Linked DNA regions of Homo sapiens: region 1 is linked to region 2. A link is an interaction called in ENCODE POLR2A ChIA-PET data of the cell type or tissue named here. Cell type or tissue: A673. All regions are shown on one strand. Each heading gives the region's core, and the rest is flanking DNA. Links, peaks and the distances in the headings are about the cores only. Region 1 holds the start of SALL2 (spalt like transcription factor 2). Region 2 has its middle 53 kb from the start of OR4E1.

What was found. Peaks named below come from ENCODE experiments on the same cell type or tissue, not always from the same donor. Only the 100,000 strongest peaks of a DNase experiment are listed, where the experiment ranks them.
Region 1: POLR2A ChIA-PET joins it to region 2 with 19 read pairs; 4 of 35 experiments call an interaction of 5 or more read pairs at or near these places.

What each region holds. Positions count from the first base shown.
Region 1 is chr14:21,523,113-21,539,488 of GRCh38, reverse strand. It overlaps SALL2 (spalt like transcription factor 2), which reads left to right and starts at 13,143. Exons shown (of 2, transcript NM_001364564.1): 1 at 13,143-13,428; 2 at 13,835-16,376. The coding sequence starts at 13,362. RefSeq lists enhancers at 4,594-5,459, 11,897-12,724, 12,725-13,552, 14,383-15,210 and silencers at 13,206-13,265, 15,726-15,912. In A673, for the core only: no CTCF peak of the experiment used is centred there; a DNase peak (open chromatin) is centred at 13,118; H3K4me3 peaks cover 2,508 bases; H3K27ac peaks cover 7,484 bases.
Region 2 is chr14:21,719,840-21,732,975 of GRCh38, reverse strand. It overlaps TRA and TRAV3. Among named protein-coding and RNA genes, the nearest start is that of OR4E1, 53 kb to the right of the region's middle. In A673, for the core only: a CTCF peak has its summit at 9,373 (motif pointing left); DNase peaks (open chromatin) are centred at 7,535, 8,195, 8,535 and 9,365; H3K4me3 peaks cover 3,771 bases; H3K27ac peaks cover 7,441 bases.

The sequences.
Region 1 (16,376 bases), core at 8,377-16,376, 200 kb after region 2:
CTTCTTTTGCCTCTATCCCTCTCCTTCCCCTCCCCTCTCCACTTCACCACACACAGAAACCCCTTTTCAAAGGGGCTTTTTTCCAACTCAGTGAAGTAAAGTCTTTGCCCCTTTGTGGGGAAGGCTCATTAACATTCCCACAGCAGCATCTCTTCAAGGATTTTACTTTTGTAACTCTGTGGGGAGGTCAAGAGGCCACAGTGGAGAGGTAAAAGGAAAAAAAATGGTAAACTGGGTAGGGAGGAAGAAAGAAGAGGAGGGGAAAGAGTCCTTCCTTTCACAATAAGACCCACAAGAAGGAGGGGGAAAAATAGGAAAAGATGAAGACAGCCAAGATTCAGGAAAAAAGACAAATGTGGACCCTGAAATCTGCTCCCTTGGAGATTTCAGACTCCTGAGAAAAGCAGAAAGCTATTTTCCTTCTCTCCTTTCCCTTCCTGGAAGGAAATAAATGATGGAAACAGTGGGGTGAGAGGATGACAGGACTCAGTCTATTCCACGGAGGAATCAGAAGCTTTCCTAGGCTCAGTACCCCTATTTCTCCTACAATGGTCTAGTAATAAATAATGGCACCTGTCTACCACAGGGGAGTTAATAGGATGAATTACATAATGTCAGCAACAAGAGTTCCAAGGGTAGACTTGAGAAAGCCACCCAGGGCCCTGACACCAAAGGACTGGAAAAAAAAATGGAGATTCAGTGAACTCCAAAGCAAAGATGAGAGCATTTTCCAAAACTCTTCAGATGTAATGTGGATACCTGCTTCAATTATCACTAGCAGCACCCCTGCCATCTGCTGTCTCCCTTTTCCTTTCTTGGTATTGCCAAACTAGCTTGAAATTGTGTAAGGGAAGAAATGCAAAAACCTTCAAATTTGCACCCAAACCTGTGAGTGAGCTTTCTTTTGCTTTTCTCTGAAGATAAAGCCATCAGAGATTTACATTACTAATCCTAAAAGGGGAAAATACTTCCCACTTTTCCAACTGATGGTGTTTCAGATGCTATCTCAGCCAGAAGAATAAAACAGAAATCATGCTAAAAGAAAGGGGCCCAGGCATTATTGCCAGAAGACAGGGCATATCCAGAATATTCTATGCCCAGTAGCTCAGTAGTACTCAAATATAGGTAGGAACATCACAGCCAGAAGTTAAAAATAAATGAATCACCCTCAGTGTACAGGCTAAGCAGGAGAAACCTGGTTGTTGCCAAACAGTGTATTGTGGAGATGGAGGGATTCCTTTTTATTTATTTTATTTTATTTTATTTTTGAGACAGAGTCTTGCTCTGTCACACAGGCTGGACTGCAATGGCGCGATCTCGGCTCACTGCCACCGCTGCCTCCCAGGTTCAAGTGATTCTCCTGCCTCAGCCTTTGGAGTAGTTGGGATTACAGGTGCCCACCACTACGCCCAGCTAATTTTTGTATTTTTAGTAGAGACGGGGTTTCAACATGTTGGTCAGGCTGGTCTCGAACTCCTGACCTCAGGTGATCCGCCCGCCTTGGCCTCCCAAAGTGCTGGGATTACAAGCATGAGCCACCGTGCTCAGCCTAATTTTTGTGGTTTTAGTAGAGATGGGGTTTCACCATGTTGGCCAGGATGGTCTCCAGCTCTTGACCTCATGATCTGCCCACCTTAGCCTCCCAAAGTGCTGGGATTACAGGTGTGAGCCACCGTGCCCAGCCATTGCTATTTTAAATGAGATTCCTTGAGATCAATCACTTTTGTTTTTCATGATAGCAGTTTGGTGGCATATTGTGTCTTTACTGATATAGAGGAAACAATGTTAGGCTACTGTCAGATGCACCTGGATTCCAGGCCTGTGTCTGATACATCACAGCTGTGCAACTTTGGAGAAGTTACTTAACCTCACTGGGCCTTTTGATTCATCTATAAAGGGACTCAGCTATAAATAGGAGTAGTAAAGCCTACTGTGTTCATCTCAGAGTTATAACATTCAAAACACGTTATAAATGAAAATATTCTATAAATTATAAAGAGCTATACATATATTACTCATAATCAGGGCATATCAGAAGGTTCTTATTTCAGTTTATACCCTAAAAGCAGCTACATTATCAGAGGGGCATAGAAATATGACAGAACCAAAAAGCACAGTGAAGATCTTGGAAGAAGAGTTAGAAAAACAAGCCAGGGACAGTTTCTGAACAGACAGCACAGGGAGAGGCCCAGGGCCCTTGCAGGGAGGAGAGGGTTAAATCCTTTCCTCTGCAGTACAAAAGAAAAGAGTGTGCGGAAAGATTAGGATTTTTGCTTTTACAATGGGAGCTGCAGAAGCGTAGGGAAGAAGCTGAAGAAAAAAAGGGGGCGTCTCCCCTTTAAAGACTTGCAAAGATTGAGAGAGAAAGAGAGAGAGTCAAGAACAGAGAATCAGAGAGAGAGAGAGAGTCTGTGTCTCTGGGAAAGAAGAACATCTCTGCTTCACAGTGATTTGCGCTGGGGGAGAGGCATCAATTGGCTTCGGACCCAAGGGGGAGACGAGACCAGGTCACCCCGGTTAAGACCAAGTGAGCGTTGCCCCTCCCTCTCCCAACTCTCTACCCGGGAATGTCTCGGCGAAAGCAGCGGAAACCCCAACAGTTAATCTCGGACTGCGAAGGTCCCAGCGCGTCTGAGAACGGTGGGTGCCTGGGGAGGGGTGGGGGCCCCTAAGTCCAAGCCTGTGTGGGTCAGGCCAGGGCAAGGGGAGGGCACTCGGGCCATGGGCGAAACCAGGCGGGGGCGGACTTGGTCACTGGGGGTTTGAAGGAGTTGAGATGCAGGGAGTAAGAGATGACCTGCGCTGGGGAGAAGCCCCGCTTGTTACTTGGGATTGATTCTGTTTGTGTTTTCCTTGTTTTTCTCTGGATGAAATGGAGTTTTCAAACTGGCTCTGTCTCCCCACCCAAGAGTTTTCTCCTCAGGTCTCCCTTTGCTCACTGGTCTTTGTGCCGTTGCTAAGTAACGTCCTCAGACCTGAAGACCGTCTCTTCGGGGTGGGATTTTCCCCCCTTTTCTTTCTGGAGAGTTGGGTTGCAAGAGAATGAATTGGATAAACGTGAAGGCTCCCCTGAGGGAGACGAGAAAAAAGTTTCTCATTGTTGGGCTGAACTGAGAGCCGATCAGAGCTCCCAGAGGGAGAGAGCTAAGGTCGGTCAGAATGCAGCCTGGTTTGGGGTGTGTATGCGTGTCACCTGGAGGACAGCTGAAGGCTAGGTCTGGATGAGGGGCTTAGGTTTGTGCTTCAAGGAAAGCAAAGCAAAAAACAAAACAAAACAAAAGAAGTGCAAGAAAATACACCTGTTACTACATGCATATCATTTTATGAGGATACCGTGTTTTTGAAGCAACAGGTGTCCCTTATGAGGGGGAAAAATTGTATGTATTCTTGTAACATTCCGTTAAGTGACAGGCAGACAGTAGAGCAAGCAGGGAATTGAAGAGTGAAATTGCTCAGAGTCTGAGAGACAGAAGCAAAATCAGGACAAAAACTTCAATTTCCTAATGCTCAGGGCTGGCTGGTAGTGCTCACTAAACCCACTAAACCTGGGTTTTAAAAACTTGCCTGATTGTGAGTACATCTGAGCCAGGGTGTGGGAATCTATATATTTTGCAATTGTCCAGGTAATTCTTAGGATCAAAGAAGTTTTGGACATACTTGTCAGTGGTATGGCTCCATATGTGCAGACTGAAAGTCTGGAAGTCCTGGCTCCAGACAGGCAACTGTTTAGCATACAGTTGATACACCCAACAGTATAGTATAGGATTAAGCACAAGGGTTCTGAAACCAGACTTTTAGACAAATCCCAGCTCCACCACTTGGTTAGCTATGTGACCTTGGCTGGTTTATTTTGCCTCTCTATGCTTCAGTTTCCTCATCTGTGAAATAAAGATGTGTATACTAGCTACCTCATTAGGTTGTTGTGAAAATCTAAATGAGTTAATATGTGTAAATCCCTTGGAAAAATACCTAGCATAAATAAGTGCTTAATATGTGTGAATATCGTTATTATCATTATATGTGAATGCAGTGACACTGCCTGCAAGTGCTGTAGTATGACCAAAACTCAGGAACCTCTTGGCAAACGTCAGCATTTCTTTTTTTTTCTTTTCTTTTCTTTTTCTTTTTTTCTTTTTTTTTTTTTGAGAGAGAGTCTCGCTCTGTCGCCCAGGTTGGAGTGCAGTGGTGCAATCTTGGCTCACTGCCCGCTCCACCTCCCAGGTTCACGCCATTCTCCTGCCTCAGCCTCCCGAGTAGCTGGAACTATAGGCGCCTGCCACCACGCCGGGCTAATTTTTTGTATTTTTAGTAGAGACGGGGTTTCACCGTGTTAGCCAGGATGCTCTGGATCTCCTGATCTCGTAATCTGCCCGCCTTGGCCTCCCAAAGTGCTGGGATTACAGGCGTGAGCCACCGCTCCCGGCCATCAGCATTTCTTTATGAGACGTGTCATGAAAAGCTCTAAGAGAGTGTATTGGTGGCGACTAAAATTGTAGATTAAACTTGCCTTTCCACCTGTTAAAAAACAAAAACTTGAGGTCAAATCAGCGCTCCATGTGCTACAAAATAACCTTAACAGACATGTTTTGGGCAGAACGCATCCTCCCCGAAACACTGCTTTTCTGGGATCCTACTGTGCCCATATTTAGAGGTTCTATGGTGATGGCATCCTTCCCTCCTGAGACACATTAGCCCTTCTTAATGCTGCTATAGGCCGGATGTTTCCTGCTTGTGCTCTACAGGAGACTTCCCCTAGAGCCTCAACTCCTCCCCAGAGTTGCCTCACAGTTCTGCTCTCCTGCTGGTTTGATTGTGGAACTATGCTGAACACCCCTCCAAACCCCCAAGAAGCATTCTCTCCTCTTCTTCCTACTTCCTCCATCTGCTCACCCATTCCCCATATCATAGCTGAGGAAAAATCTTCTGTGAGGGAGTCAAAAGCTATCTTTAGCGGCTGTCTTGAATGGATTTTCAAGCCCTTTAAGATATAGCTTCCACCTGGGGGCATGGTAATGCTGCTACAAAGCCATCCCCATAGAAACAGTAAAGGTTTAAACCCAATGGCATCAACAAATTTTTGATGAAAATTTGCCTTTGAGCTATGAAAGGCAGGAACAAATGTAAGGAGCAAGGAAGCAGTAGCACCCTCTGTTAAGATCTACCGTAAGAAAGCCTAAGGATTTTCTCATCAGAATTCCCCTGGAGTGAAAGATCCTAGGCTACTTATGATCTGGATGTCATTGGGCCTCATCTGCAAAATGAGGTGGCTCTATTTGATCGTATCTAAAATTCCTCCTGGATCTTATAAGCTTATAATATATAAATTTCACATTTTCTGGTTTTCTTTTAAATTAATAAATTTTCTTAATCATGAATGGGGCAGCATCCATTCTGCAAAACAGAATGAGAGCTCTCCTTTTCCCTAATTTTTTATAGACAGGGTTTCTATTCACTTATGTGATCTTCAGGCATCTGACTTCCTTCTACCCCAGAGCATGCTCCACAGTTAGGGAGGAAGGGCTCTTATTTAGGGGCACATGTATCCTTTGGTGTACCTGTGAAATTATGGATATCATCATGAGTATCAGAAGACATTTAGTCAGTAGTCTAGGGTGCCAGTAATGTTTCCAGGAGTCTTTTGCCTTCTTGTAAGCAATATGTGCCATATACAACATGCAAATGCTGAGCCTTTGTTACATATTTTAAAAGCCAAAATTCTGCAGTGACCTAAGACATCACCAAGAAACAGTCTGAAAAATCTGTTTTCCAGCCGTTTTTGCTCAGCTTCCCTAACCAGAGCATCAAAACCTAACAGAACAGTTATTGCATATAAGTGATGGGCAGGAAATACTCTATTCACTTAAAAACTCTAGAGAGGAAAAAAAAAAACCTTCTCTCTCCCCTACAGAGTCTAGAAATCTGGATTAGAGAACACAAAGGATGTGACTGGGGGAAAAATGCAAACCAGTACATCTGGGAAATAAAGGAAACAATCAGAAACCCAGATATTTAGTGAGAAGAAGAAACCAGGACAGCAGCCAAACAGATCTAGAGGGAGAGAGGGGAGTACTTTAGATGGAAGTTGGCAGATAGCAAGAACAGCAAGAGAGGAAAGAAGGCAAAGGTAGAGTTTTGGGGGCTCTGTTTACATTTGGAAGTAAAGAGCCTCATCTCTCAGGTTATTGATCCCTGGGCCACTCAACCTAGGTATTCCCAGATCAGAAAAAACACATTTTGGAATAGAGAGTATCTCAGTCCTGGTGTTACAGAGTACTAGATAAGAAAACAGAAAACTTGGTTTTCAATCTAGTGTGGACCTTGAAGCTATGTGACCTTGGGCACATGTGACCTTTCTTACCCCAGGGCTTCATTCAGCTTTTGACATTCAAATAATAACTAACACCCATGGCTAATATTTGTGGAGCATTCAGGTACTGTGCTAGGCCCTTTTTGCATTTCCTCTTTTTCCTCCCAACTCCGTTATTATTATTATTTTATTTATTTATTTATTTATTTTTATTATTTTGAGACGGAGTCTCGCTCTGTCGCCCAGGCTGGGGTGCAGTGGCGCGATCTTGGCTCACTGCGAGCTCCGCCTCCCGGGTTCACACCATTCTCCTGCCTCAGCCTCCCAAGTAGCTGGGACTACAGGCGCCCGCCACCACACCTGGCTAATTTTTTATATTTTCAGTAGAGACAGGGTTTCACTGTGTTAGCCAGGATGGTCTCGATCTCCTGACTTCATGATCCGCCCACTTTGGCCTCCCAAAGTGCTGGGATTACAGGCGTGAGCCACCACGCCCAGCCCCAACTCCCTTATTATTACAAAAAAAATTTTTTTCTTTTTTTGAGACCAAGTCCTACTCTGTTGCCCAGGCTGGAGTGCAGTGGCACGTCTCGGCTCACTGAAACCTCCACCTCCAGGGTTCAAGAGATTCTCCTGCCTCAGCCTCCTGAACAGCTGGGATTACAGGTGCATGCCACCACACCTGGCTAAAATTTTTTTATTGTAAAATATGTGTAATAAAATTTACCATTTTAACCATTTTTAAGTGTACAATTCAGTGGCATTAAGTACATTCACTATGTTATGTAACCATTACTGCTGTTTCAATATCTTTTTCATCATCAAACAGAAACTGTAACCGTTAAACAATAAATCCCCATTCTCCCATTCCCTTAGCCCTGTTAGCCTCTACTCTGCTTTCTGTATGTGTGACCTTGCCAAATTTCATATTAATGGACTCATATAATGTTTGGGTACCTCATACTAATGGAATCATACAATATTTGTCCTTTTGTGTCTGCTTTATTGCACTTAGTATGTTTTCTCTTTTTTTCTCAATTAAAGTCAAATTTGTCTGAAAGCATAATGTTTACAAAGTTCATTCATGTTGTAGCATGTATCAGAATTTCCTTCCTTTGTATGGCAGTACCCTCATTTTAAAGAAGAGAAATCAGCCGGGCACAGCAGCTCATGCCTGTAATCTCAGCACTTTGGGAGGCTGAGGTGGGCAAATCACTTGAGGTCAGGAGTTCAAGACCAGCCTGGCCAACAAGGTGAAACCTCATCTCTACTAAAAATACAAAAATTAGCTGGGTGTGATGGCGCACACCTGTAATCCCAGCTACTTGGGAGGCTGAGGCAGGAAAATCGTTTGAACCCAGGAGGCGGAGATTGCAGTGAGCCGAGATCACACCATTGCACTCCAGCCTGGGCGACCATTGCACTCCAGCCTGGGCGACAGAGCGAGACTCCGTCTCAAAAAAAAAAAAAAGGCTGGCCAGGCGCGGTGGCTCATGCCTGTAATCCAGCACTTTGGGAGGCCGAGGTGGGCAGATCACCTGAGGCTGGGAGTTTGAGACCAGCCTGAGCAATATGAAGAAACCCCGTCTCTACTAAAAAAATACAAAATTAGCCGGGCGTGGTGGCACATGCCTGTAATCCCAGCTACTAGGGAGGGTGAGGCAGGAGAATCGCTTGAACCTGGGAGGCGGAGGTTGCGGTGAGCTAAGATCGTGCCATTGCACTCCAGCCTGGGCAACAAGAGTGAAACTCTGTCCCAAAAAAAAATAAGAAAACAAACTCTGGGAGAGATTAAGAAATTTTCCCAAGATCACAAATATTAGAATGTTCTAGAGCTGGGACTTTAACTCAGGTCTGAATCACTGTGCACAATGACAATGAGAGTGTCAGATCTCTGAAGTCCCAGCTCCAAAATGGTATGAATTCCATGTTAAGTGTTGAGTCCTTTGAAGTCAAAGAAATTTTCATTAAAAGAACATTCTTATGTTTGATCTAAGATATTCCTGTTCTGGAAACAAATATCTTTTTCTCACTTAGCACCAGGTGTACCAATCATTGTGCCTGTTAGTCTACTGTGTTACATAGGCCATAGTTACATTAGTAGGTCTGGGTTGCAAAGGATTATTATGTGTCTACATTTAGGAAAGAGGAGTAAGGAGGAGAAGATGAGATATTTCCCTAAGAAGTAGTCAGTAGCAATAGTTACAGAATCAATTCATAATTATGGAAGCTACCAATTAGCATTGTTCAGTGTCAATAATAAGTAAGTGGGCCAGAGGCAGTGGCTTACATCTGTACTCTCAGCACTTTGTGGGGACAAGGCAGGAGGATCCCTTGAGCCCAGGTATTCCAGACAGCCTGGGCAACATAGTGAAACCTCATCTCTACAGAAAAAAATATTTTAATTAGCTGGGCATGATTGTGCATGCCTGTAGTCCCAGCTATTCAGGAAGCTGAGGTGGGAGGATCACCTAAGCCTGGGAGGTAGAGTCTGCAGTGAGCTATGATTGTGCCACTTCACTCCAGCCTTAATGGGTGGATGATGCTTGAACTCTGTAGAACAAAGCCTTTCACCTTACAATTAGAAATATGGTGGCCGGGCGCGATGGCTCACGCCTGTAATCCCAACACTTTGGGAGGCCGAGGTTGGCAGATCACCTGAGGTCGGGAGTTTGAGACCAGCCTGACCCACATGGAGAAACCCCATCTCTACTAAAAATACAAAATTAGCCGGGCTTGGTGGCACATGCCTGTAATCCCAGCTACTTGGGAAGGCTGAGGCAGGAGAATCGCTTGAACCTGGGAGGTGGAGGTTGCGGTGAGCCGAGATCATGCCATTGCACTCCAGCCTGGGCAATGAGAGCAAAACTCCGTCTCAAAAAAAAAAAAAAAAAAAAAAAGAAAGAAAAAAAAAGAAATATGGCTCAAATATCAATTAAAAAAGAAAAAAATATGCTTCAAGATACCCATACCTGGGAAAGAAATGCAATCACTTAAACTTACAGTAAGGTGTAAATTATATCAAATTCTATTCATGGAAGCAGATTTTTCACTGGGAAAGGATACAAGGAAGTTAATGTGTGGTTGTGGGCACTGTAGGGAGGGGACCTGATGGGAAGATTTAGCATTGAGAGTTCATTTTGTCTGTGTCCCAATTGTGGCCAAGTTTAGCTCAGGTAAGATCTGTGAGGAGCAGGGTGGAAGGTATGATGGAAAGGGCAGTCCTCCATGTGGGTCTCATCATTGTGTCACCATCTTTGTATTCTCATTGGAATCACCTGAGGAGCTTTATCAAACTAATGCCTGGATCCTATCCTCAGGGATTATGAATTAATTAGCCTGGGATGTGGCCTGGACACAGGGATTTTTTTTAAGTTTGGTTGGTTGGTTGCTTTTGCAGAGATGGGGGTCTCACTATGTTATGCAGGCTGGTCTCAAATTCCTGGCCTCAAGCAATCCTCCTGCCTTGGCCTCCAAAAGTGCTAGGATTATAGGCATGAGGTACCCACTGTGCTTAAACTTTCTTTTCTTTTTTTTTTCTTCTTTTTTTTGAGATTTTGAGATGGAGTCTCAAACCCTTGAGCTCAAGTGATCCTCCCGCCTCAGCCTCCAGAGTAGCTGGGACTACAAGGAACAGACCACTGCACCTAAACATAAAAATTTTAAAACTCTCTTCTGGTAATCCTAATGGGCAGCAAAATTTGAAAACCGCTGTTCAAATGTATCACCCTGCTACATACAACTCACCTATTTTTCTCTTTGTTCTCCCGAACAGTTCTCTCTGAAGCCTAAAGAAGCAATCTGATGGGACACTAGATTTAGAAGGGAAGCCACCTGGTTTCCCTTTTCTTTGTCATTTCAGCTCTCTATAAGTTTAAACAAGCTTGTCCAGGTCTTAGTCCCACCCCGGACTTTGCATTTGACCGGAGATAGCTTACCTCACCTTATCTGCTATCTAGGGACACCATTACCAGTTTAGTTTATTCCTGCATTTGTGACTTCATTCATGTTTGTGTAAGAATCCTGCCCCCCTTTTCAGGATGTGCAGTGAGTGCAAAGTACTGAGAAATGGAGGGTTCCTCTTACAGGTGGCTGTTGATCCAGTCACCTTTCACCAGGGACTAAATTTACCTTAAAGAAGAGCTTAGATCAAATTACGCATCAGAAAGCACATTTCATTAAAGAGCAAGAAAGGGGACAGTGTTTCCCAGGAGAAGATGAAAAGAAAAGGATTTCTTTTCTTGTCAGAAGACTTGACAAAACAGCAACTGGATATCAAATGTTCAATGCTAATTAACAAATGCTCAGTAGAAAGCCTCCATCTGATTCCCTCTCCCTGACTAAGGCCAGGGAGCAAATGGCAGGTAGAAGCCACACAGGGCCCTTTCTCTAGCATTAGGGAAGCCATACAAAGTTGATGTGCTTGAGAAAGCATTGGACAGGAGTCAAAATTCTGAATGCTTGCTTCACTGAATTACTGTGTGAACTTGGAAAAGTCACTTAACCTCTCCAAGCTTCAGTTTCCTTATCTGTAAAAATAAACCACATTGCACAAAACTGTGACTTGCCATAAACTGAAATAGAACCCCCCTCCCTCATTTGTAAGTCCAGGCCTGGAAGCACAGAACCCGTCCATTTCAGAATTATGACTCACAATGCTAAGAGCCTTATTATCTGAAGTTTCAAAACATAATTCAGTAAACTGTTTTAAGTTTAAAAACACAGGCAAAATTTATGTTGAGAAGTAAAGTGGATGTTACTAATATTTTAAATAGGTTGTTTCAGCTCCCCCACCCACTGCAATAAAAGACTTCCTACCTTTGAAATATGCTGCTGATATTAGCCAATATCTTACCTCAGAAATTAATAAGATTAACAAACAACATGGAAAACAGATCTAATTTTAGTATATGTGTATTTAAGGTTACTTCGATTATTTTGCTACTGACAATGTAAATTATCTCATTGATTAAATTCAGGACTCCCCAAACTTTAAAAATCTCACATGTACATATTAATTTTTTTAGACTTTTTTTTTTTTTTGAGACGCAGTTTCACTCTTGTTGCCCAGGCTGGAGTGCAATGCCACGATCTCAGCCCCCTGCAACCTCCACCTCCTGGGTTCAAGCCATTCTCCTGGCTCAGCTGCCCCAGTAGCTGGGATTAAAGGTGTACCATCATGCCCAGCTAATTTTTGTATTTTTAGTAGAGACGGGGTTTCAACATGTTGGCCATGCTGGTCTGGAACTTCTGACCTCGTGATCTGCCCACCTCCCAAAGTGCTGGGATTACAGTGAGCCACCGCGCCCGGCTTTTTTTTTTTTTTAAAGTAATGGGGCCTCACTATGTTGCCGAAGCTGGAGGGCAGTGGTTATTCACAGGTGTGATCACAGCTCACTGCAGCCTCAAACTCCTGGACTAAAGCAATTCTCCTGCCTCAGCCTCCCAAGTAGCTGGGGCTACAAGTGTGCACCACCATACCTGGTTTACACATTAATATTGTCCAATTTTTCAATTTTTTGTCCCCACAATATTTTTCTGAGTAAAATACTGCAGCTACAATATTACCACTTTATGAAGAGGGAAACGGTGGTATAACATGGTGTGACTGACCACCATGTCTCAGTTTTATCAGTGAGGCAAGAATAGAACTGGGATTAAAACAATTTAGGTTTACTGATGCCCAGGGAAACCACAAAACCAAGGACTTGTGGTCACTTCCTGCATGTAAGAGAAAGTATTTTAGGAAGTGGGAAGCACTTTAAGACTCATTTCAAGGTAAAAAAGAGAATGCCAGAATACCTGGTCCAGGAGGCATTTTATTCTTACTTATCCTGTCTGAATAGGAGGCTGCCTCTGTGATGGTGAGCAGGTGTTAGCTATTTCTAAGCATTCAAATCAGGCTGGGGCTGAAAGGGCTTTAGACACTGAGGGCTGCCTGGTAGTTCCTACCGCATTGTTTCAAGAGGGCTCCCCTCCCCCCCAGGTTAGAGCTGGGTGGGCCTCCGTAGGCCTCTGCAGGCTAGCGTCTCCCCAAACCCACTGTCTTTAATAGTGACGGTGTGAGGAATGTTGCAAGAGGAGAATAGAGGAGGAAGAGGGTACTAAATAGGAGATGGCTTATTAAATAAGCATGGACTCTATGAATTAGGTGTTGTGTAGGCTGGGCGATCTGCGGAGTAACCTGCATTCAGCTATTATTCAGGGGGAGGAGGGGCGGGGAGTGAAGGGGCTTAGTGTTCCGCAGAGAGTCCTGAAATGACTTCCTGGGAAATTCTACCTTGCAGCCGCCCACCCTGAGAAACTTCTTTTGTGGAGAGGGATGGGGGTAGGGTGGGAATGGAAGTGAGAAAGACGAGACAAAACTTCGAATATTTTGGGGTGTGTGTGCTGGTGAGGAGTGGATGTTCTGATCTCCCCCTCTTCTTCTGGCCCTCAGACCTCTGAGGAGATCAGACGACCCTCTCTGGAATCCACTTTTTCCAAGCTCAGCGGATCCTTTATCCAAAGAAAAATAAGAGAAGCCTATCGCCTTGCTCCACTGAGCAGGGCTACGTTTCCCACTGTGCCCCTAGAGCTTAGGAGGGGAGGGCGGGGGGAGGAGGGTAGGCCTGGGCAAAGGCATCTGCAGATGGGGGGAGCTGGCCAGGGACCGGGAAAGGTGGACCCCCGCAGTGCTTCACAGCACCTGTCACTGCGCCTCCGGAAACTCTCCCGAGCTCTGAGCTCCCGCCCCCACGCCCCCGCTAGCGCTCCCTTCTCCCGCCTCCTCTAGCTCCCGCCTCCCTCCCCAGCAGCTCCTCCCCATAAACTCCCCTCCTCATCAGCTCCTCCCAGATCTCCCCTCTCCCCGCTTTCTCACTCCAGCTTCTCCCCGCCTCCTCGCTCCCCTCCCCCTCCGCCGCTGCTCCCTGCCCCCGCCGCTGCCGATCTCCATCTCCGCAGTCTGGGCCGCTGGGTGCAGAGGCTGCCGCAGACCCAGCGGCCATCGCCTCCCTCAATCCCAATATCCATTGTCTCCCACCCCACCTGGCCCTCCACTTCCCCCACAACCATGGCGCACGAATCCGAGAGGAGCTCTCGTCTCGGGGTGCCCTGCGGGGAGCCGGCAGAGCTCGGAGGTGCGGTAGGGTCGGTCGGGCTGGGCAGGGGTGGGGGCGGAGGGGGATGCGCAGGGGCGGCGAAGACTTTCGGTGGGTGGGAGAAAATGCATGATTCTCTGCGTAGGCCCCTGTCCCCACACCTATTCCGTGAACTCGCTTGTGGCCTGGGGAAGGGAGGGTGGCTGAGGAGGGGAGTAGCATGCTCTTGCCCCCCTCCCCTCCTCCCTCCCCACCCCCCTGCCCCATGCCGGGTTGTCTCCTGTCCACACGGATCAGGCCTGAGCTCTAGACTTCTGCATGGCCCTGATGGTGAGCTCATCTCCCCACCCCCAACTAGCGGTTACTGGCCTCCTTGTTAATTAGAGCCTCGGTATACCCAACCCAACTGCGCCACCCACGCTCTCTCTCCTTGTCTTCTCCCCAGGTGATGCTAGCGAGGAGGATCACCCCCAAGTCTGTGCCAAGTGCTGCGCACAATTCACTGACCCAACTGAATTCCTCGCCCACCAGAACGCATGTTCTACTGACCCTCCTGTAATGGTGATAATTGGGGGCCAGGAGAACCCCAACAACTCTTCGGCCTCCTCTGAACCCCGGCCTGAGGGTCACAATAATCCTCAGGTCATGGACACAGAGCATAGCAACCCCCCAGATTCTGGGTCCTCCGTGCCCACGGATCCCACCTGGGGCCCAGAGAGGAGAGGAGAGGAGTCTTCAGGGCATTTCCTGGTCGCTGCCACAGGTACAGCGGCTGGGGGAGGCGGGGGCCTGATCTTGGCCAGTCCCAAGCTGGGAGCAACCCCATTACCTCCAGAATCGACCCCTGCACCCCCTCCTCCTCCACCACCCCCTCCGCCCCCAGGGGTAGGCAGTGGCCACTTGAATATCCCCCTGATCTTGGAAGAGCTACGGGTGCTGCAGCAGCGGCAGATCCATCAGATGCAGATGACTGAGCAAATCTGCAGGCAGGTGCTGTTGCTTGGCTCCTTAGGCCAGACGGTGGGTGCCCCTGCCAGTCCCTCAGAGCTACCTGGGACAGGGACTGCCTCTTCCACCAAGCCCCTACTACCCCTCTTCAGCCCCATCAAGCCTGTCCAAACCAGCAAGACACTGGCATCTTCCTCCTCCTCCTCCTCTTCCTCTTCAGGGGCAGAAACGCCCAAGCAGGCCTTCTTCCACCTTTACCACCCACTGGGGTCACAGCATCCTTTCTCTGCTGGAGGGGTTGGGCGAAGCCACAAACCCACCCCTGCCCCTTCCCCAGCCTTGCCAGGCAGCACAGATCAGCTGATTGCCTCGCCTCATCTGGCATTCCCAAGCACCACGGGACTACTGGCAGCACAGTGTCTTGGGGCAGCCCGAGGCCTTGAGGCCACTGCCTCCCCAGGGCTCCTGAAGCCAAAGAATGGAAGTGGTGAGCTGAGCTACGGAGAAGTGATGGGTCCCTTGGAGAAGCCTGGTGGAAGGCACAAATGCCGCTTCTGTGCCAAAGTATTTGGCAGTGACAGTGCCCTGCAGATCCACCTTCGTTCCCACACGGGTGAGAGGCCCTATAAGTGCAATGTCTGTGGAAACCGTTTTACCACCCGTGGCAACCTCAAAGTGCATTTCCACCGGCATCGTGAGAAGTACCCACATGTGCAGATGAACCCACACCCAGTACCAGAGCACCTAGACTATGTCATTACCAGCAGTGGCTTGCCTTATGGTATGTCCGTGCCACCAGAGAAGGCCGAGGAGGAGGCAGCCACTCCAGGTGGAGGGGTTGAGCGCAAGCCTCTGGTGGCCTCCACAACAGCACTCAGTGCCACAGAGAGCCTGACTCTGCTCTCCACCAGTGCAGGCACAGCCACGGCTCCAGGACTCCCTGCTTTCAATAAGTTTGTGCTCATGAAAGCAGTGGAACCCAAGAATAAAGCTGATGAAAACACCCCCCCAGGGAGTGAGGGCTCAGCCATCAGTGGAGTGGCAGAAAGTAGCACGGCAACTCGCATGCAACTAAGTAAGTTGGTGACTTCACTACCAAGCTGGGCACTGCTTACCAACCACTTCAAGTCCACTGGCAGCTTCCCCTTCCCCTATGTGCTAGAGCCCTTGGGGGCCTCACCCTCTGAGACATCAAAGCTGCAGCAACTGGTAGAAAAGATTGACCGGCAAGGAGCTGTGGCGGTGACCTCAGCTGCCTCAGGAGCCCCCACCACCTCTGCCCCTGCACCTTCATCCTCAGCCTCTTCTGGACCTAACCAGTGTGTCATCTGTCTCCGAGTGCTTAGCTGTCCTCGGGCCCTACGCCTTCATTATGGCCAACATGGAGGTGAGAGGCCCTTCAAATGCAAAGTGTGTGGCAGAGCCTTCTCCACCAGGGGTAATCTGCGTGCACATTTCGTGGGCCACAAGGCCAGTCCAGCTGCCCGGGCACAGAATTCCTGCCCCATCTGCCAGAAGAAGTTCACCAATGCTGTCACTCTGCAGCAGCATGTCCGGATGCACCTGGGGGGCCAGATCCCCAACGGTGGTACTGCACTCCCTGAAGGTGGAGGAGCTGCTCAGGAGAATGGCTCCGAGCAATCTACAGTCTCCGGGGCACGGAGTTTCCCCCAGCAGCAGTCCCAGCAGCCATCACCGGAAGAGGAGTTGTCTGAGGAGGAGGAAGAGGAGGATGAGGAAGAAGAGGAAGATGTGACTGATGAAGATTCCCTGGCAGGGAGAGGCTCAGAGAGTGGAGGTGAGAAGGCAATATCAGTGAGAGGTGATTCAGAAGAGGCATCTGGGGCAGAGGAGGAGGTGGGGACAGTGGCGGCAGCAGCCACAGCTGGGAAGGAGATGGACAGTAATGAGAAAACTACTCAACAGTCTTCTTTGCCACCACCACCACCACCTGACAGCCTGGATCAGCCTCAGCCAATGGAGCAGGGAAGCAGTGGTGTTTTAGGAGGCAAGGAAGAGGGGGGCAAACCGGAGAGAAG
Region 2 (13,136 bases), core at 4,862-12,861:
GTATAGATAGATAGATAGATAGATAGATAGATAGATAGATAGATAGATGATAGATAGATAGATAGACATCCTATTAGTTCTGCTTCTCTGGAGAACCTTAACTAATATATATATACTCCTTTGCAAAACATTTTTTGGTGTTCAAAAGTGTTTGGGTGAACACATAGGAGCATATCACATACATTAATGTTGTTTTTTATGTATATTGTAATAAAAAATTTAGACCATTGTTAAAGCAAATTTTAGAAAGTTCCTAAGGTTATGGAAGAAAACCACGCCCTATAGCAATAGCCAACTACAAGAGGGATATTTTAAATTCTTTTTAAGTGGGATTTTTTTTCTGGTTAGAAGAATAATGAATTCTAAATACAGAATTTGGAAAATATAGGAAAGTGTTTTAAAATCACGTGTAATACCATATCCCAGAAAAAAATCATTGATAATATTGAGGCATACCGCTTTTTAATCCTTTGTTTTTGCATGACTATTGTTAGCACAATTGAATTGTGTGCACATGAACACACACACATTTGCACATGCTGGAGGTTTTTTCAACTTAATATTCTTTTCCAAACTTTTTTTTTGTCAACAAGTATACATAAAAATCCAATTTTAATAGCCTCAACATAGTCCATGGTACAAATGTGCTATAACTTATTTACCAATTTCTTTAGTATTAGACATTTGGATTTTAGAAAGAATACTATCATAAAAACCTTTGTACATAAATCTTTGTCTAAACTTCCAATTATTTATTTAGACTAGCTTCTGCAAAGAGGATTTCCTGGATTCGTGTAAGAACATTTTAAGAGTCTTGGGAAGTATCCATTTATTCAATAAACAAATATTTGTGGAGCCCCTTTTACAGTCAGGCACTGAGGTAGACACTGGCCATTCAATGACAAGAAAGACCCAGTGGTCTAGTGAGAAGGAAGAGGATTTTAAAAGCAATGATAGTCCTCATGATAACAGCCATAGTAGGGAAAGCATAGAGTACTATAGCAACACAAGGAAGTGAAATGGTTTTGGTTGTAGGACTGCAGGAAGACTTCCCAGAAGGAGTGACACTCACCTAAACTAAAACCTAAGAGAAGAGGAAGAATGAGCATGATGAAGACTGAGCTGAATAGAAAGAGGCAGAAGGCACAGCATCTGGACAGGCTTGGAGCAAGAGAGTGGATGGCACTTGGGTAGATGATGGTCCTGTTGTTTGATATGAAAAACACAAAAGAAGGAGCAAATTTATCTTGTTTTGTTTTGTTTCATATGGTGAAGTGGGGGAGAAAGGAAGAAAGATAAAGAGCTAAGCTTTGCACCATTTGATTTAAGGTGCTTCTGGAAAATTCACACAGGTCAAAAACCCAGTTTGATATATTAAACTGAAGCTCAGAAGAGATATATGAGCTGAAAATAATCAGCAAATAATAGTGGAAGCATGAGCATGGATAATATTACCCAGAAAGAATTTTTGACTGAGAAAATAAATAGGTCAAGGGAAGAATCCTAAAGAACACCAACTGGCGGACCCCTGAGGCCAGGAGTTCGAGACCAGCCTGGCCAACATGGCGAAACCCCATCTCTACTAAAAGTACAAAAATTAGCTGGGTGTGGTGGTGGCAGGCACCCGTAATCCCAGCTACTCAGGAGGCTGAGGAAGGAAAATCGCTTGAACCTGGGAGGCAGAGGTTGCAGTGAGCCGAGATCGCACCACTGCACTCCAGCCTGGGCGACAAGAGCGAGACTGTCTCAAAAAAAAAAAAAAAAAAAAAAGAACACCAACTTTAAAGAGTGTTGCGGGAAGTCAGGGACCCCAAACGGAGGGACTGGCTGAAGCCATGGCAGAAGAATGTGGATTGTGAAGATTTCATGGACATTTACTCATTCCCCAAATTAATACTTGTATAATTTCTTATGCCTGTCTTTACTGCAATCTCTAAACATAAATTGTAAAGATTTCATGGACGCTTATCACTTCCCCAATCAATACCCCTGTGCTTTCCTATGCCTGTCTTTACTTTAATCTCTTAATCCTGTCAGCTGAGGAGGATGTATGTCACCTCAGGACCCTGTAAGTATTGCATTAACTGCACAAATTGTACAGCATGTGTGTTTGAGCAATATGAAATGTGGGCACCTTGAAAAAAGAACAGGATAACAGCAATTGTTCAGGGAATAAGAGAGATAACCTTAAACTGACCGCGGTGAGCCGGGGGGAACTGAGCCATATTTCTCTTCTTTCAAAAGCAAATGGGAGAAATATCACTGAATTCTTTTTCTCAGCATGGAACATCCCTGAGAAAGAGAATACGCGCCTGGAGGTATAGGCTTATAAACAGCCCCCTAAGTGCACCTGTCTTTTATGGTCGAGACTGCAGAGGTGAAATAGACTCCAGTCTCCCATAGCGCTCCCAGGCTTATTAGGAAGAGGAAATTCCCGCCTAATAAATTTTGGTCAGACCGGTTGATCTCAAAACCCTGTCTCCTGATAAGATGTTATCAATGACAATGGTGCCCGAAACTTCATCAGCAATTTTAATTTCACCTCGGTCCTGTGGTCCTGTGATCTCACCCTGCCTCCACTTGCCTTGTGATATTCTATTACCTTGTAAAGTACTTGATGTCTGTGACCCACACCTATTCGCACACTCCCTCCCCTTTTGAAACTCCCTAATAAAAACTTCCTGGTTTCTGTGGCTTGTGGGGCATCACGGAACCTACTGACACGTGATGTCTCCCCCAGACACCCAGTTTTAAAATTTCTCTCTTTTGTATTCTGTCCCTTTATTTCTCAAGCCGGCTGACGCTTGGGAAAAATAGAAAGGAACCTACGTGAATATCAGGGCAGGTTCCCGATAAAAGAGTGAGCAGAAGAAAAGCCCATGAAAAAAGACAGTGCAGGTTCAGCCAAAGATATAAGAACATCAAAAAGAAAGAGGTAGGCTGGGGTTTCACACATAGCAGAGCAGCTCCCTCACTGTGATCTATTGAAAATCAGCTCTCAAATTTTTTTTTTAAAGGGAAAGTGGTATACCAGAAACCGAAAGAGGACCAGGTTTCAAAGAGGGAATAATCAATCATTCATTGGATGTAACCCAAGAAACTGTTGTTAACCCTGGCAAGAATAGTTTGGGCCAATGGTGGAAGTTAAAACCACACTTCAGTGGGTAAAAGAGCAAGTAAAAAGTGAGAAAAGAGACACAGTGAAGATTGCCAGATTGCCTCCCAAAAGCATCATATGAGTTTATGCCATCAATAGTACACTTCAGTACCCATTTACTCTTTGTCAATATTGTTTATACAGTTTACAATTGCTAATTTAATAGTTAAATGAAATATCACTTTACTTAATACTTGTTCATTACTTATACTGCAGAAGGAGGCATTTTGCAGGATATGTGTGGGATCCCTGCAGTGCTGATGACAGCAAGTGACCACAGCTTACCTATGGCCTCTCCTGGAATTCATGGTGGAACCCCACCAACTCTTGCATATCACAGAAGCACAATTTTTGAGAATTAGAATGGAATTCAAAGATTCTTTCAGAGAACCCAGTGAAACTCACTACACAATCAGGGAAAGATGAGAGGAGGGAGGACTGAATGTAGCATGGGAAGACTGCAGGGAGAGGTGTCTCCCTTGTATCCAGGCAGAGACAGATTCTCACATGGATGAGAAGATGACTGTCTACATAGTGTTCTCAGCAAAACCAGGACAACTTTTCTTCCCCAAAACGTGTTTCCCTACCTTTACTTTCTCTAAAATGCTTAAAAGTGTATTTCAAGGACAAAAGCTGTGATTCCACAAATAGCTTTTTTAAGTTGGTGCTTAAACGCAACTTAACTACAATGTACACAGATAATATTAGCTCCTTTTCTGAAAGCAGTTTTCAGGTATCGAAGATTAAATTAGAATACAGGGCCAACTGATGTAACAAAGGCCAAAATAAAGTAATTTATCATGATACAGTTCAAATGTCAGCAGTTCAGGGCAGTTATAAGGGCTCCACAGTGTTGGTGTCTTAGGTATCTGATTGCTCTGCCCACCTAAATACCCACTCTTATTTGGGGTCCAAGACATATGTCACACATAAAGCAATCCTCACAACAATCCTTCCAGTTATCTCAATTTCATTAATTAAGAGATGAGGCACATAGAGTAGAAATGGCATGTCCAATGTCACATAGTTACTTAGAGGAAGAATCAGAAACAACCTATGCTCCCTAATTCTTAATTCAGTTCTCTTTCCACAAAGTTCTTGAAGTGATATAAAAGGGGGGAGAAAAATAAACCTTATGAAGATAAGTTTTCCAGAATTTCTCATTTTTCCTGAAGTTTATCTGTTTATAAGGAGTATTTCCCAACAAACAGGAAAAAGGAATGCTAGACTAACTTTTCTTTAAGTCAAAACAGAACTTCTAAAAAGACATAGTTGTTCCCTCTGAGCCACCTTAAAAAAGGGGGAAAATATAGATTCTCATTTCCCTACATAACTCCCCTCCCATCACCACCACCACCAATCACTACCACATGACAAAAGATTAATATCTAAGGCTTAGCTTAACCTTGGAGAATTTTCCTGAGAAGGAAATCATCTTGAGAGTTGTATCTCTTTGACTAAGAAGTAGTTCTGTTTGGGTAGGGAAGTGATATGAACACGTGTGCAGCCTGGGGAATGACTGGAGGGAAAGATTTGTTCACCACTGCATCTGCAGGGATGATAACAATGCCAAGCACATAGTCAAAACTCCACAAATAATCATTGAGTGAATAAGTGAATAGCTAAATGAATAAATACATCATAATTGTATAGAAAGACTTCTTTCCTTTGCAGGACTTGCATAAATTGTATTTATAAGTATCAAAGGCAGAAACAGGCCACACAGCCAGGTCAATGGTGTAATGTGATAAAAATATCCCTGTGGACATGAACTTCCTTTGGAGTGAAAACAGTGATGGTGGCTGAGAGCTTACCTAGAGTTATGGCAACTGTATACTTAAATCTAAAACAGATACCATGGTTTCATGAATACAAATGTATTCTGGCAGTAATGGTACAGAACACTGCCACCCTTAGACCTGAGCAAGTGACGTCCCTGCTCAGAGTTCTGTGCCTCCACCCCAGCTATTATTCAGCTATTCTTATCCCTTTCCCTGTGAGAAAATCACAGGACAAAGGAGACATAGCCCTTTAGAGTCTAAATACCTCTTCTTGACCATATTCTGGGTACTAGGATTTCAGAATTCCCTGCACAAACATCCCCAAACACACTTTTAAGATCTGCATGGGCCTATCTCAAGGATTATCTTCCCAGAAGCAGATATCCCACCTGTGTACACAACTCTAGGCCCAATGGGTGGCCAAAAGATCACTGTTTGCCTGGACTGTAGACATGTGGGCTAAGGTGTCCACATCCTTGTGTATAAGGCTTCTCAAGGTATGTGATGGATTGAAGGATAGGAAAAGAAGGCTGGTAAATCACAAGGTACAAACCAAAGGCTGCAGGGTGAATCTCCCTAAAGCAGCACATTCTAGCACAAAACTATAAAAATCAAGAGTTCAAAAGTAGATCTGAGTATATCTAGGAATTTAATGTACTATAAATATGGTATTTCAAATCTATGGGGCAAAAGTGAATTTTTCAGGAGGTGGTGTAAGAACTACTGGCTATCCATTTGGGGGAAAAAATAAACAGATGTAGATCCCTGTGTAAAAATTAACTTATTTGGGGACATACTCCTTTTAACCAGGCAGTTCAAAATAGAGCTGCTAACTTGCAGAATCCTCACTCCCACCCCCAGCCACCAAAGGTGGAAGCCAAGCTGGGCTAATCCAAGCAGCCTGTACCCATGGCCACCACTGATTAGTCCAAGGAAAAGCCACCTAACTCACACTGAGTCAAACAGAGCCCTTCCCACGACACTCAAATTTGGGAAAAGATAAAGAGAGAAAAGTGCATTAAGTCCAGTTCCTCTCAAGAGCATAAGGAAGATGTGAACATAGGAACCGTAAGCAACTATCCTTATAAGAACTACACGTTTATACCCTTCCTTGATTCAAACTCTCCTCCCATTACAGACTGCTTCTGTCTTCTTTCACAGCTAAGCTATTCCTATATCCTCATCTCATAGAGCATTTTTTGAATTCTCTATCTTGGCACACACCAAACTGTTTAGAGTGTCAGTGTATTGTTCATTCATATAACCAACACTTTTCCGACAGCGACCCTTTCTGGAGTTAGGGCTACACCATCACCAAAATCAGTCTCTTGCCCCAAGAAGCCTATAGACTGGCAGAGGAGTGGAGTAGTTGGACCATGTGCCCTACAGACACACTGCCTGGGTTGCAATTTACCAGTTATTAACTTTGTGACTTGAGCAAGATACTTAAATTCTCTGTGACTTTGCTTCTTCATCTGTAAAGTGAAGCTGATGATAATACTTGTGAGAATTAAATGCGTTCATTAATGTTTGGAAACACACCTGGCACATAGAGATCAAAGATAGCTTCTTTCAATTCTTTTTTAAACTGACAAATAAAATTGTATATATGTATGGTATACAACATAATGTTTTGAAATATGTGTACATTGTGGAATGGCTAAATCAAGCTAATTAACGTCTGCATTACCTCACATACATATCCTTTTTGTGGTAAGAACACTTAAAATCTACTTTCAGCAATTTTTAGAAATTTCTGTTGCAGCTGGGCGCGGTGGCTCACGCCTGTAATCCCAGCACTTTGGGAGGCTGAGGCAGGCGAATCACAAGGTTAGGAGTTCGAGACCAGCCTGGCCAACATGGTAAAACCCCGTCTTTACTAAAAATACAAAAAAATAGCCAGGGTTAGTGACGGGCTCCTGTAATCTCAGCTACTTGGGAGGCTGAGGCAGGAGAATAGCTTGAACCTGGGATGTGGAGGTTGCAGTGAGCCGAGATCACTCCACTGCACTCCAGCCTGGGCAACAGAGTGAGACTCTGTCTCAAAAAAAAAAAAAAAATTCTGTTGCAAATACATTATTATTAGCTATAGTCACCATTGCAGTAGATATCTTGAACTTATTCTTCCTATCTAATTAAAATTTTGTGTCCTTTAACCAACATCTCTCCAATCCCTTTCCATTCCCCTCACAAGCCTCTGGTAACCACAATTCTATTCTGCTTCGATAAATTCAACCTTTTTATTACACAAATAAGTGAGATTATGTGGTATTTGTCTTTCTGTGCCTGGCTTATTTCACTTGACATAATGTCCTCCAGGCTCAATTGTGTTGTCACAAATGGCAGGATTTCTTCCTTTTATAAGACTGAATAGTATTTTATTGTGTTTATATGCCATGTTTTCTTTATCCATTCATCTAAGTATAGATACTTAGATTGATTCCATATCTTGGTTATTGTGAATAGTGCTGCAATAAACATGAGAGTGCAGATATCTCTTTAACATACTGATTTCATTTTCTTTGGATATATGCCCAATAGTGAGACTGCTGGATCATACAGTAGTTCTATTTTTGGTGTTTTGAGAAACCTCCCTACTGTTTTCCATAATGGTTGCACATTATGGAATTTACGTTCTTGCCAGCAGTGTGGAAGAGTTCCCTTCTCTTCACCTTCTCAACAATGGTTGTTATCTTTTGTCTTTTTGATAATAGCCAACCTAATAGGTTGTGAGGTGATATCTAATGGTGGTCTTAATTGCACGTTCCTGATAATTAATGATGTTGAGCATTTTTTATATACCTCTTGGCCATTTTTATGCCTTCATTTGAGAAACGACTATTCAGTTCCTTGGCCTATTTTTTAATCAGGTTATTTGGATGTTTTTGGTATGTGAGCTTCTTAAACATTTTGAATATTAACCCCTTATCAGATGTAGAGTTTGCAAATATTTCCTCCCATTCCATAGGCTTTCCCTTCACTCTATTTATTGTTTCTTTTGCTGTGCAGAAGCTTTTTAGTTTAATATAGCCCCATTTGTCTATTTTTGCTTTTGTTGCCTGTGCTTTTGGGGTCATATCCAAAAATTCCTTGCTCACAAGAGATGAAAAGCTTTCTCCTGGGTACTATGTTCACTCTTCGGGTGGCAGGATCAATAGATGCCCAAACCACAGCATCACACAATATGCTTTTGTAACAAACTTGGACGTGTATACCATGAACCTAATTTTTTAATGGTCTCAACAGGGTATGTAACATTGCAAAATTATTATGATGATGACATTTCACCTCGGTATAAAAAGAAATGTCTGTTGAAAATAAACCCCTTTTCAGAAAGAAAGAAAGAGAGAGAGGCAGGGAGGGAAGGAGGGAGGAAGGAAGGAAGGAAGGAAGGAAGGAAGGAAGGAAGGAAGGAAGGAAGGAACTTCTTGCCCAGACCAATGTCATGGTAATTTTCCCCTATGTTTTTTTCTATTTGTTTTACACTTCTTTCACCTTTTTATGACCGGTGCTTTGCCCAGTACCTGGCACATCAGGACTCAATAAACACTTGCTGAATGAGCAAATTCTATGGTTTTAAATTGTAGTTTAACATAATAAGTGACATATCCTGGAAGCACACCGTTCTCATGTGAAGGAACAAAGACTTCAAGAAAATGGGCTTTACCAGACTCAAGAGTTTGTGTTCTGCTCCCCCTGCAGCCCCTATCAGTGTGTGTCTCTCACAGCACAGAAGTACAAAGCGGAGTCGCTCACAAGGGCAGATGGTTTCTTCAGGTGGAAGGAGGTTTGGCTCTTGTTAAATTCAGCTTCAAAGCCATAGCTGCCTTTAACCAGGTTATCCCCTGTGATGTATTTCAGAAGGAACTGGAGGCCTCGGTTGGGGTATTGAACATACCAAAAAAGATAAGGGTTTCCAGAGACTGAATAGGTGCATTTCACAGTCAGAGGATTCCCTTCAGCAACGTTGACCTGATCTTCCGGCTGAGCCACTGACTGAGCTCTCAGCCCACCTGTAAATTAATCATGCTGCATCAGTGAAGCTGCTGGAGAGCATGTAAGTGGATCATGCGAGTGGAAAATGGGAAGGGGATATTACTCACTCAATGTGAAGAGCATCGCAAGCATCGAGATGGGTGCAGAGGCCATGGCTCCAGCTAAGCTCACGGCGGGCGGGATTGGGGGGGTCCTTTCCAGCCCACCTCTGCTGGAGATATGGCCCCACCCCAGAGAGTGGGCTCTTGAAGAGGAACCAGCAACCCTGTGTCAGCACAGGGCTTTTGGAAATGGCCCTTCCTCAGGGCACTGGTGCTTCCCGACACCGGTATCTTCTCTCTGTGGAGCACAATTTTGATCCAGCTCCTCAAAGCTCTGTGAGGAGCAAGACTGCCGCTCCGCCTATGCCCAGGACAGACCTTACACTGCATCGCCCCCTAGAGCCCACACGTAGGACCAGCGACTTTACTGTCAAGCAGCTGGTGCTTCCTGGCCTTATCCCTGGGCCAACCTTTGGATGGTTACACGCTCCATGAGGGACATAGGGAGCAAATTAGGGGTTCAAAGGAGAAGAAATAGAAGTTTGTGAATCAAAGTGGAAAAGATTCAGGCTGAGTGGATCAAGCTGTAAATGATTTGTGCTCTCTTAAGATAATGTAGAGACAGAAAGAAGGGAAATAGGATGGGAAAATGCACAGAAAAAGAAAGGAAAATATAGCTTTGCATCAAGAGGGAGAGAAAAATTTAAAGTGAGAGATAAGAAAAAGCAAAATAGGAGAAAAGAGTAAGGCAAGAGAAGATAAATGACAGGCGAAAACAGGAGCCTTGCTCTTCTCGTTAGAAGTAATTCAGAGCTGGCTTCTGTGTAAACCTCTTTGACCAAAAATAACTCAGAATTTTCTCCACGTTGGGCCTATTAGGAGCCCATCCCATAATGATCTTTAGGGCAAAAAGAAACTTGAATCTTCTCTTTAAACATTTTTAGAGTGAGAAAAGTACGAATAGGTGTTATAAATATTTTTGGAGCATTTGTCATATTAAACAGTACATATAAAACAAAAAAATGAAACTCTGAGAAGGGGTTGCAAAACAGGTACTTTCCACATGCAGAGCCTACTTAAAACAGACTTCAAATGAAGTACGTATTCAGCAAAAAATGTATGGTTAACGAAACTTGATGTATTATGATGGGGAAAAGGGGTTCATTGGAAAGGGATGGCATGCTAAAGTTTTATACTAAAAAAAGGCAACAATAGCAACTGAGTGATTCTTTGATAGATTTTAATTTTAATGTAAAAAGCATGTATCAATATAAAGAAGTTGTTCCTCTGATTTGCCTTCTGTTTCTTTTGAATAGTGTCCAAATAATGTTCACTATATATTCTGAGGAAAGGATGAAAAATCTCTTTGCTTTGAATCAGAAAAAAAGTGGAACATAATTCTTTCTAAAAGCTTTGCTAAAGATCTCATATTTAATCATTGAAAACTTAGCCATATAATAATGTTTTTCTTTGGAATTGGTAAACTGTCTTTAAACAATAATCTTCAAGTTCCAGAGAGACTTGTCATAAATGGAAACATATAGTGAATTTCTTCTCTTTCTTCTCTCTCTGCCTCAAGCCTAAAATGAGTGTTAGTGTTGTCTTTTTGAGGGTCCTGGCAATCGCCTCGAGAAAATCATTGAAAAAAAGCTTAACAAAAAGAATATTTTTAAGTGTATGTGCAAAATTTAGGGAAAACTACAAGGGAAGGTGAAGCACCTGGGGCTAATAACAGCCAGAAGATTTCACCACTCCTAGGCCCAAAGGGACGGGAGAAGATGAAATTACCCTAATCTCAGGACACCTGTAACTAATCACAGGCCAAAGGCGACATGACCCTTTACAGTCTAAATACCTCTTCTTGACCATATTCTGGGTAGACCCAACAGGAGCTGTAAACTTCAGTAGAGGAAAGAAAGGATCCTAAAATGCAAATATCTTGACCACTCTCTCCTGCTAATACCTCCCACTGGGGTAAACCCAACCAGATGCCAATGGACATGGGAGACCAGTCCACATAACGTATAGAAGTCAGCCTCCTGGGGTACAGAGCAGGATATAATAGACCTGAAGAGGAAAATGGAGAAATGTCCAGCCCTCTGATGCTGGAGTTTATTGCTGCCCTACAAATGCATATACGGGCATAGCTATACTGCATTTTGACAAACATAAAAAGACAAATAAAATAAGTTTAAAACAATAGTCTAATATAGACTTTAGTACAGAGCAGGATAGAATAGACCTGAAGAGGAAAACAGAGACTGTCCAGCCTCCTGACACTGGAGTTTATTGCTGCCCTATAAACGCATATATGGGCATATATCAACATATGATATGATCAACATAAAAAAGCAAATAAAATAAGTTTAACTAAAACAGTAGTCTAGTGTAGACTTCAGTGCCTTGATTATTTTTCCAATCCCTACTTCCTCTGACCTCTACAGATACAGCACACAAGATTATGCCTAGATCGTGCAAGTGGCTGAGATATTGTTTGCCTTCATCCATTTAATAATTAATGCCAAGAGCCTCAAGTGAACTAAATATTTAGGAGACTGATATTTTTAATTTTGTGCTAGAAATGGTTGATTGTTTAGTGGTCTCCCCCTAAAGGATACTTATGGAAGGAACTAACCATATTTATTAATTAAGCATGTTCAGCTATAGAAAGAGGAAAGTTTTCCTCTGAATTTATGTCGTGGTTAGAAATGGGTAGTCATTTGCAATGACAGAACTGTTGCAGAATCCTTAATCATCTTCTTCTTAATCTTCTTCTTCTTCTCGTCTTCTTCATCTTCATTTTCTCCTTCTCCTCCTCCTCCTCCTCCTTCTTATTCTTCCTCAAAACTAGGACAGTTTAGTCTTCGTGTTTGCTTCCAGTTAAAGAACTGCCTTTTAACTGCTCAGCAGATAGAGAAGGATTCAGGGACCTCCACATAATGCACTGCACACAAAGTAACCAGCAGCACCCAAAGAATTCCATGGGCCTAGACTGAAATTTCAAAATTGAACAACATAGCCTCAGTAGCTATTCAGCTTATCTGCTTTGATTTCTGAGATTAATTAAGAAATTATTCATCAAATGTCGCCGTGAGCATAACATTAAACCCTTTACATTCTTTGTCACATTTACTCTTCCTAAGATGCCCCATTTTAGAGATGAGGGGACCACAGTTGAGGAAAATTGAATAATTTGCTCATCATCCTTAAGAAAAAGAACAAAGATTTTTAACCCATATTTTACCGACTTCAAAGGCATATTCCTTTAAATCATATAGGGGGAATATCAATTTTGGTAATTTGCTTTCTATTAAAGACAATATAATATTGGAAAGCAGCTTCCTTATCATAATAAAATTACAGAATCAAGCTTGAATAAGTTAAATAGAACTTTAGAGGTCATATTGTCCATTGAGTGCATTATACCAAATGCCGATCCCACATGTATGTGCCACTGAACCAAAACAACTCCTGGATAATTAATTCTAAATCACCAGCACTCAAAGGTCATCCACCTTCTCCTGCACCTCTTGCTCACTGCTATGCTGGTACAGGTTTATGTACAGAAAGTTTGATGAAAACTTGACTCTTTCTTATCAATTTGCCATATGCACCCAGTCTGGACCACCTTTTAGCTATTCTGTCCAACTCTCCGATTTCTATTGAAAGAACCATGACATTCACAGAAAGTTGACATGAACTGTTTCTCCAAACCATAGTAAACTGGGTGTAGTGCTATCCATTTAGAGGTCAGTCAAATATGAGATGGGTGGGCCAATGGGGAATGTGCCCAAAATGCTGCAGGTAGATGTCTGTGCTCCCCTCAGGGTAGTTTCCTTTACTCCTTAATTTAACTACCACTGAAACATGCACATCACAACACAAGGGCAATTAGAGTAGCACAGAGCAGTGTCAAGGAGTATCAGTCTGAGACTCCAGATGCCTCACCAAGGCTGCCAATGCCTTTCTCAAGAAACTACTTGCAAACATCAGAACTCTTAGCTTGTCACGGTGGCACATGACTATAGTCACAGCCACTTGGGAGGCTGAGACAGGGCGGGGGTGGGGGCGGGATCCCTTGAGACCAGGAGTTCAAGGCAAGCCTGAGCAACATAACAAGACCTTGTTTCTTTAAAAAAAAAAAAAAAAAAAAATCAGAAC